Regions from separate parts of the Homo sapiens genome. Here region 1 is linked to region 2. A link is an interaction called in ENCODE POLR2A ChIA-PET data of the cell type or tissue named here. Cell type or tissue: MCF 10A. All regions are shown on one strand. Each heading gives the region's core, and the rest is flanking DNA. Links, peaks and the distances in the headings are about the cores only.

Region 1 (5,053 bases), core at 703-4,702, 1.4 Mb before region 2:
CACTGGTGAACAGCATAGCCTTTGATTTCCAAATCCAGTCTTATCATTTGAGTCCTTTCTGATATCACGCTGTCACCAGGCAAGGCCACCTTTCTGGGTGGCTGCTGTGTTGACTGATTTTGATACTGCAATACCTGTGTCTGTGATTTTCCAGAGCATAAAAGGAAAGTGGGCATTGTTAACAGTTCCTCATGACTGAGGCTTTTAGTACAATTTTCCATGCTGTAAATAAATGATGTTACTCAAAGACAATTAGGTTATATTTGAGAAACTTTCTGATTTGTATCAAAAAGTACCCTCCTGTGCCTCTGGATAGCCAATTGGGCTGGACCTATGTTGAATAATTATTCAGTTTGGAAAGTATAACATTTTAGATTTTTTAATAAGAGTAATGTATGCACATGTAATGAGATAGATCAATTCCTGCATCTCCACTTAATTTTTTGGAGGCGATCACTATAGCCGTTTCTGTTTTTAATTCTTATGGTGGTCATTGCTGTAATCTAAGTTAAATCTTCAGTCTTCCAGTACTCAGTTGATCAGTTTTAATATTAGCTATTGACTTACTTAATGAATAAAGATTTATATAAACTACAATCTTGATTTTTTGATACTTACCTTACTATTTATAGTTCTTTCTGTGGCCCGTGTTAGTTTAAATAGCATTTTTCTGTATCTTATTCCTCTAACATTTGAAGGTCTGTCTTGACTCCTTACCCTGTAAGATGGTGGTATTTGCTCCACTATCCTCTCTTGAACTTTCTTCCTTCCACTCCCACTTCTTAACAGTCCTCTTTTACGTTGTCAAGTATCCAAGCATTTTCTTTGTCTTATTTTTTCATATCTTACATCATGATAGCTTTCCCATGTCAGTATAGATTGCATTATAAACTGGATTTCAATGGATATATCCTGTAGGGGAGAAAAAGCAGTATCTTTTCCACACCCATCTCACAGTTCATGGCTGACCCCTATAACAAAGACAGATTAGCAAGAGAAAAACGTAACAAATTTATTTAACCAAACCTTTCTGTGATACAGGAGTCTTTGGAAATGAATGCCCAAGTATCCAGGGAAAACTGTATTTTTGTGGACAGTTGTGCTCAAGTATGATTGAAGGATGGAAGGGTACGCTATCATCGTATGTATTAGTCAGGGTTCTCTAGAGGGACAGAACTAACAGGACAGATGTATATATAAAGGGGAGTTTATTAAAGAGTATTGACTCACACAGTCACAAGATGAAGTCCCACAGTAGGCCATCTGCAAGCTGAGGAGCAAGGAAGCCAGTCTGAGTCTCAAAACCTCAAAAGTAGGGAAGCTGACAGTGCAGTCTTCAGTCTGTGGCCAAAGGCCTCAGAGCCCCCGGCAAACCACAGTGTCAGTCCAAGAGTCCAAAAGCTGAAGAACTTGGAGTCCAGTGTTCAAGGGCAGGAAGCATCTAGCACAGGAGAAAGATGAAGGCTGGAAGACTCGCAAGTCTGCTCTTCCATCTTCTCTTGCCTGCTTTATTCTAGCTGCGCTGGCAGCTGATTAGATGGTGCCTGCCCAGATTGAGGGTGGGTCTGCCTCTCCCAGTCCACTGACTCAAATGTTAATCTCGTTTGGCAAAACCCTCACAGACACACTGAGGTACAATACTTTGCATCCTTCAATCCAGTCAAGTTGACACTCAGTATTAACCATCACATAGTAATAAACTGGGGTGAACTCAGCAAGGCCTATTTGTTCAGATTCTTCTTGGTGTCTGTACAGAGGAGTAGCCCTCTGGAATGAGGGTCTTATGACCTACTTTCAGGGGAGGTAGGCCGAAGAATTTTTTTTATGACCATGCTTCAAGGGAGAGAAATGAGAGAGGATTAGAGAGTGACCTCCAGGTGCCATATTTTGGGGTAGTGTGTTCTGAGCCCAATAATGATACCTAGTGTTAAGTAGGTCTCATAATTTTTGTAACTATATTATTTCTCTCTGCTCACCTTCTGCCCAGTTTTCCCTTTCATTCTCTCTGTAACCATCGTATATTGTAAATAACTTTACAACTTCAGCCTTCTAGCCTGTGAATTTTCCTAACTATTATTGTGTTATTGTGTTCTGTGCTGTGTCTGAGCTTGATTTTTTCCTGCTATTCCCTGCGCCAGCTCCAAGCCATGCCCACTTCAGTTCCCTCTGGGCATATTCTGGTCTGTAGCATTCCCTGCCTTGGTCTCTGATTGCACATTTGTCCTTGCTTTTTTGTCTTTATCTTCTATTCTTGTTTGTTCTTGACCCTTTCTCTTCTCTTTGGTTATCTGTCAGTTCTCTTTGTTATTCCCTTTCATTTGATTGGGGGGTTGGGAGGATGAGAGGGAAAGGAGAGAGGGGGAGATGAGTAACAAACACAGAAGTTCAGTCCAACAACCCTGGCCACTTAGGTAAACCGTTGTCTGCTCTGATGGATCATGGTACACACCAGAACTTTGTTACTGCATTTCCTGGTGGTAGCAGAGATCTCAATTGTTTGATTTGCAGAAATCCTATCTAATACATTGAATCAGTCATATTTCTTCTTCAATTCTCTGTCTCCAATGGTTTAGAAGGAAAGATAAGACCTATGGAAGGAATATTTAGGCTCAGTTTTCTTTGAAATGTATGCAAAACTGGAAGTAAATGAAAAATTAATTTGTGGTGGGTTTAGGTTTATTGCTTAACTACAAAGGAAATGCTTACTTGAATGAAGGCTTCTCTGATTTCTTTGTTACCAGTAATGATTTTATGGCTGGGGTAAATACTGTTACCTTTCTCCCCTTTCTCTATTTATCTTGCCCATTTACACACCTCCCTTGTACTTCCTGCTGTCAGAGAAGCTGAAATCAGCAAATCTGTCTGTAGATCATTTTCTTTTATTCCTCTGATGGCAAAATGGTAACAACAGAGGCATGCATGCATACACACACACACACACACACACACACACACTCACTCACTCCAAACCACACAAGAGAAACCAATGAACCAAAAGCAGAATGGGAAACAAAATTGGCAAAGCATAAAAGAAAAGGAAATGAAAGAAATGTGATAATTGTTGACCAACACTGAATATAATTTTCCAAGTCAGGATACTTGTGTGATGAATCACCAGATGCATTCAAGATTATGTCTAGAGTAGCAATGGAAATAGGAGGCTTTAAGCCAAGGGTATAACCTGCAGGAGCCAAAATAAGGAGAGCTCCTTCCCTAGAGAGCAGGTCATGGGAAGGCAGGCAGGAGCCTTGACAAAGTCAGTAGAATCAGAGAATGGAGCTGAAGCATGACCAGAATGTCAGCATAATCAACTCTCCAGAACCTTGGTTTATGACAATAAACATTTATTTTTGGTCACAAATTAATGGGTCAGCTAGGCTTTTTTTGCTGGTTTGGATTAGGCTCATTTGGGCTTACTCATGCATCTGTGGTCAGCTAGTGGGTCAGTTGGGGGCTGGCCAATTTTGGATCACCTCTGTTGGGACAACTCAGCTCTGTTCCATGTGGCCTCTCAGCCTCTATCAGGTTAGCCTGGGCTTGTTTGAGGCATCTGAACAAGGTTCCAAGAGAAGGAGCAGAAGCATGCAAGGCCTTGGGAAGTCTACATTTGGAACTGCAGGTGCAGGTGCTGTTTTCTCATTCTGTTGGCCAAAACAAGTCCCAAGGTGAACCGTAGAGTCAGAATGGGAAGAGATGTCAAAGTTACAGGACAAAGGCCAAGCATACAGGGAGGTTATTAAATGGAGGCATCAAAGCAGTCTGCCGCAAGCTGGGCAGTTATTGAGTCAGATTCATGGGTATGGTAGACTCCCCAGTGCTCGCAGAGTGGAGGAAGTTCAGAGAATAAAACAGAAAGAGTCATTATGAAGAGATCAGCTTTAAAGAAGGGGATTTGGGATAGAAAACCTCACAGGCTCCTTCCTAATAACAAGGGGCAAGTTCCTTCAGGGCAAATGAAAACAAAGGGATGGCTCCTTTGTCCCTTGACAAGCTTGCCTCAGGGTGATAATTCATGTGAGCAATAAAGGGGACCATTTCATCTGGGGGAATCTAACCAATATAAGCAATGGCTGGACCTTCTTAAATTTAGGCATTTTCTGATTTACTAATAGGGTTGAGATAAGGGGCCCTGAATGTCCAATGGACACAGATGAGACTCTCATGCCCTTCTCTTGGCTTAGGCTGTTTAGCTGGGGATTTTACAGGATTGGAGGTGCCTCTTTCTTGTGCTTTACCCTAAATCAGGGAATTAGAGTAGTGGTTTTCAAAGTGTGGACCCTGGATGAGCAGTATCCATGTCACCTGACAACTTGTTAGAAATGCAGATTCTCAGGCTCACCCCAGACCCATGGAATCAGAAACTGTAGGAGTGGGATCTAGGCATCTGCGAGTTAACAGCCCTCCCCAGGTGATGTTGATGCGTGCTCAATTTGGAGGCAGCTGAATTAGGGTTCTGTGTGGTATTGATGGGTTCAAAGCCCATCAAAGAAGTGGAATGGATAGATGGATTTAGCAAATAAAAAATACAGGACATCCAGCTATATTTGAATTTCAGATCATCAACAAGTAAATTTTTTAGTGTAAGTATGTTCCATGTAATATTTGGGATGTACTTTTAATACTAAAACATTATTTGTTGTTGATCTGAGAACCAAACATAACCCAATGTTCTGTATTTTACCTGGCAGCCTTGGAAAGAGGTATAGAAAAACTGCAGAAAGTTCAAAGAACATCAAGATTGTTAATAGAATAGAAATTCTAGAGAGAAAGGTTAAAGAAATTAACTTGATGAACCCAGAGAGTACAGCACTGGTGGGATTAATAGGTTGGAGGATTTTATTTAAAGGGAATGCTGCTGAGCTGTTCTTCATGAATGCCCAAATTAATCGAGAAGAAATTTATTTTAGAAAAAGGCAAGACTTCCTGCCAATAAATGACTTCAGTGGGGGTTCTGAATGATTCTGTGATTCTCAAAGGAGGTCAGATCCATTTGGGATTTCATGGGATTGCATCCAGCCAATACTCCAATTTGTGTTTGTGAAAGAGCAGTTTA
Region 2 (5,053 bases), core at 338-4,337:
TGTATTTATTTATTTTTTTAATTTTATTTTTAGAGACAGAGTCTTGCTCTGTCACCCAGGCTGGAGTGCAGTGGCGCGATCTCGGCTCACTGCAACCTCTGCCTCCCGGGTTCTAGCAATTCTCCTGCCTCAGCCTCCGGAGTAGCTGGGATTACAGGCGCACACTGCCACACCCGGCTAATTTTTTGTATTTTAGTAGAGATGGGGTTTCGCTGTGTTGCTCAGGCTGGTCTCAAACTCTTGAGCTTAGGCATTCCACTCGCCTCAGCCTCTCAAAGTGCTAGAATTACAGGCATGAGCCACCGCACCCGGCTGAGTATCTTTAATGTCAGACCTAAGAGTCAGAAAGATGATTTTAACGTAGAAAAACATGCCCTGTTTAGTAAGGTTAAGGACCTGGGTTTATTTAGCTTAGAATAAATGACTAAATTGAAACTGAATACCTATCTTCAAGCATTTGGTAGTGGCCAGCTTTCCTTTAGCTCTGCCGAAGACACACAAAAAAGAAATTCAACTGAAGTGTGAAGAATTTAAGTTAGAGATTGCAAACTGACAATATAAAGCTACGTTGGCTCTCAGAGACATATTATTTGGACCACACAATATATTTTAAAAGTTTGAATTGTTTGCAAAGTTAAAATTTGAAGAGATTTCACATAAAAACTTGGATTTCCAGCTTTTCTGGTACCCCTGTGCCCTAGTTTCCGATGAGTTTGAAAATCACTGCTGTCCCCTTTAAACAAGCCCTGAGCTCTCTCCAGTTTTCCAGTCAGAACCCAACCCTTTTCCTGTTACCTGTCTTACCCCTCAGGCATTAAGTTTGCAATCTCAGTTCATATAAAGGACAGATAAAGTGGCACATAGGTAGGTATAGCATCTTCTCACTCAGCATTTTGGTGTTGTTTTTAAAAGATGGTTTTAATGTGGTCCTGGCTGACAAACAGGAAATGAACTAGGAGACTTCCAAGGTTGTTTCTTGTCCTTTGGGTCCATGGTCCTGTTAGAATAGTCCAGTGGTTCATGAACTCTCTTTCTCATTGCACATGATCTAGAATCTCAGAGTTGAAATGGATTCCCTGCAAGACAGGGAGGCCACAGAGGATATGCTTCATCTGGTGTTCCTCTGTATGCACAGGAAATTTGAAATCCATTGCAGAGGGGCCTGCTTGAACAGCTAATAGTTCAAACAAGCAGCTACCTCATTTAGAAGGCTTATTAAACATCTCTGTTTCTTTTGTGTATAGTTATTTAAAGATGAGTGAAGGGTTTTAAAGAGAACTTTGAGTTTTATAAGTACACAGTATTATATTATTCTTATCATTATGCATGGCCTGGCAGAGTTATGATTGTGGGAACCATAGTTTTGAATATCATTTCATCTATGCTTGCGTGTTATCCAAACACAGTTTTCATATTTAATGTTAAGGGCCTTTTTTTAAATAAACAAAAAAGTGGGAAAGCAACATGGGGAAGAAATCTGAAGTGATCATTTCTCAATTTGTTTTATTCTAATTTTTGTCTGCTCTGAAAAGCCTTCTTATTCCATGTGAACAATCTCTGATGGGTCCCACAGAAAATGAAATTTGTGGCACATGTGCCCTCTGGCATTACCTACAAAGTCAAAAGGGTGACAGGCAGAAAATGGGTGTTTTTTTCTAAATAAATTTGGCTCCGAAGAATTATTTTATAAATAATGATTTTATTCATGAAACATTTCATGCTCCATTTGTTTTGGCATCAAATAGACATAGCTTTATTGTGACTCAGAGTCTAGTACTGTCCTTATTTAGGGACATGAAATGTTATCTCAAGGGAACCTTTTTGGAATCTCTAAATGTCTTGGGTAATAAGTGAAATTTTTAGCCTAGGATCAAATATTCCACTTACCCACCAAATTTGTTTCCCAGTTGTGGTCTTAGACTAGGATCCCGTATGTATATTCCTAAACTTGGGACAGGACTCTTGGTTTTCAGTTCCCACAGAACAACCCCTTTCTCCAACCCCCCCCCATCACCAGCAATAGAGGAGGTCACACTTGGACCCATAACATGTTTCCAAAGGCCCCATCAAGGCTTTTTCATAGGCCCCATCTCATACTTAGTCTCTTTTCATGTTTGAAGTGACAGCATCAAACTCATGATTTCCCTACCCTTTCTACCCTAGGCCTTTTGATAAGGACAAGGTGCAACTTTCTGAGTGACACAGTTTGGGATGTAATGAGTTACAACTTCATTTTTCCTTAATGAAATAGCTTGAAAGCACACGTATTCTTCATCTTTTTTTTTTTTTTTTTTTTTTTTTTTTTTGAGATGGAGTCTCACTCTGTTGCCCAGGCCGGAGTGCAGTGCCATGATCTCGGCTCACTGCAACCTCTGCCTCCTGGGTTCAAACGATTCTCTTGCCTCAGCCTCCCAAGTAACTGGGACTACAGGTGCGTGCCACCACGCCTGGCTAATTTTTTTATTTTAGTAGAGACAGGGTTTCACCATGTGAGCCAGGATGGTCTCGATCTCCTGACCTCGTGATCTGCCCACCTTGGCCTCCCAAAGTGCTGGGATTACAGGCGTGAGCCACTGTGCCTAGCCTCTTCATCTTTTAAGTATATTATATGTTCCTAGTCTAGTCTAATACCCAAGATACTGTCAGTACTCAGTTGGTATCAGCCTCTTTCTTCCTGTTCTCTTATTAAATCACAACCAAGCTTGAGAACTGACTCATGACTTCAGACTGGAAACAGTCACATGTCTGAACTGGCGTGCAATGCAGAGCTGCTTCCGGGTTAGCACATAGTAATCTGATTATGACAAAGTGCCCTTTCTTAAAGCAAATATCAGACCACTATCCAACCTACCTAAGTAAGCTTATCTTCACCAAAATTTTAACTATCTACAAATCCATAATTTTATTTCTTTGAAATTATCATTAGGACCAAATTTTCAGGTCATCTGTATGCCAGTCTTTGAATTGTCATTATAGCTTTAGTTTGAACCTGTAATTTCCTACAGCAGTTAAAGGAGAAGTCAAAATTAATAAATGGCTGGCATTTTAAAAGAGCATACAGGTTGAAATTTTGTGTTTAGGCAACTGAGGTTAAAAAAAAAAGCTTAGCTGGGTGCAGTGGCTCACACCTGTAATCTCAGCATTTTGGGAGGTCCAGGCAGCAGGATCGCTTGAGCCCAGGAGTTCAAGACTAACCTTGGCAACATAGGGGGACCATGTCTCTAAAAATAATTTTAAAACTTAGATGAGTGTGGTAGCATGCACCTGTGGTCCCAGCTACTCAGGAGGTTGAAGTGAGAGAATCATCTGAGCCCAGGAGGTTGAGGCTGCAGTGAATTGTGATTGTGCCACTGCACTCCAGCCTGGGCAACACAGCAAGACCCTGTCAAAAAAAAAATTCAAATGTAGAATGGGGTTGTTCTATAACACAACTAGCCTGATCTCTTTAAAAGTTCAGAGTTCTTTTTTTAAAAGGTAAAGGGAGATTATTTTAGATTAAAAGAGATATAAGCAAATACATCTCTTAAAATCCATGATCTTTGGTTGGATCCGATTCAAAGGAAAATCAGATCAGTGATACACATTTTGGGACAATGGAGAAATTTGAATATAGGCTGATTATTTGATCGGTAATGTCATACTCAGTTGTAATAATAGTGTCGTGGTGATGAAGGAGAATTTCCTTATTGCTCAAGAGCTGTGCTCACATGTTTAGGAGTAAGGTTTCATGATGTCCACTTCGAAGCAGTTTAGAAAATATGTGTATGAAATACGGCAAAATATTAACTGTTATTGAATCTAGATGGTGGGTTTTGGGATGTTCATGACATTATTTTTCTACTTTTCTGAATGTTTGAAATGTTTCAGACTGTGTGAGTGATGATAATAATGGAGTCATCTCAGGGAGAGAAGTACTGAGGGGCATCGTAGGTCTTCCTGAGCCTGCCTTGTAGTTTGGGAGAAGGCTTTGCTGGAAGAGAGCCACACAGGTGGTGGGTGGGGTCCACAATGAAGTGGAATTCACCTGCCCGGAGGTCCTGATGGCTCACCAAGCCACACAGAGGCATTTTCCCAGGCTCGTCCATGAATGGTCTCGTAATAGCTGTGGGAGAGGACTTCCCACTGTTACGCACCAGACCACAGACTCCCGTTGGCAGCTGTGGGGAAGCTCAAGTCGCCTTAGCTATGAATCCCCTGGAAAACAAGTGAGGCTGGATAGTTTTACAGTAAAATCTCTCATTGAATATTTGCTCTCAGTGTCTTGGGACTGTGAACTGTGACAACCCAAATAAATGACCACTCCCTTAAAACCATTACTCATTGGAACATGGTACTACTTGAAACTAATCTACTGCCTTGCTAAGCCAGGATGGAATTTGTTCAATTCATATTTGAGTTTTTTTGTCGTAATTTTTGCCTTTCTGTTTATGAAGACTGCAAATTTCTAGTAGAGCCATTTTGGAGCAGCTTATTTTAGACAGAATATGAAATAAAATAGTAGGAGGACTGTGGTTTGTCCTTTCTTTCTCTCATATGCATTACTGACCACCTCTCCATTTTTTTTAAAGAGACTCAATAGTTTTTGATGAACAACTTAGGTAAGCCAGAAGAAAGTTAGTGTGGTAACAAGTAATCATTTGAGGCTTCATGCTTTGGAGGTTGTTTGTAGAAGGATAAGGAGAAGTGCAACAGCTTTTTACGACATACAGAGAGCAAATGGTGGCACAAGAACTGGAGATTTTTTGGGCTGCTTGGAGGCCAGGGGAGAAGATGGGATCTTGCTGATACTAGATGATTGTGTTACATTAAGCAATTCAAAAATATCAATTGTTTCTGGAAATGCACATACCTGCAGACGCCTGGTGGTAAGATGTTTCTATTGCAAAGCTTTTTCTCCCTCTAATCCAAATCCCTTCTTGTGTCTAAAGACAGTCTTCTCAGATTTAGGAGCACCACAGTCGCCAGCAAGGAAACAGGCATACTGAAATGTGATTTGCAAGTGCCTCATAATATTAATACCATCATCCAGTAGTTTTCAGATGAAAAGATGATC

The links. Peaks named below come from ENCODE experiments on the same cell type or tissue, not always from the same donor. Only the 100,000 strongest peaks of a DNase experiment are listed, where the experiment ranks them.
Region 1: POLR2A ChIA-PET joins it to region 2 with 5 read pairs; 1 of 35 experiments calls an interaction of 5 or more read pairs at or near these places.

Annotation. Positions count from the first base shown.
Region 1 is chr20:9,238,465-9,243,517 of GRCh38, forward strand. All of the region lies in intron 3 of PLCB4 (phospholipase C beta 4), which reads left to right. Among named protein-coding and RNA genes, the nearest start is that of PLCB4, 170 kb to the left of the region's middle. In MCF 10A, for the core only: no CTCF peak of the experiment used is centred there; a DNase peak (open chromatin) is centred at 3,067.
Region 2 is chr20:10,590,347-10,595,399 of GRCh38, forward strand. All of the region lies in intron 4 of SLX4IP (SLX4 interacting protein), which reads left to right. Among named protein-coding and RNA genes, the nearest start is that of MIR6870, 57 kb to the right of the region's middle. RefSeq lists an enhancer at 2,615-2,909. In MCF 10A, for the core only: no CTCF peak of the experiment used is centred there; DNase peaks (open chromatin) are centred at 795 and 2,735.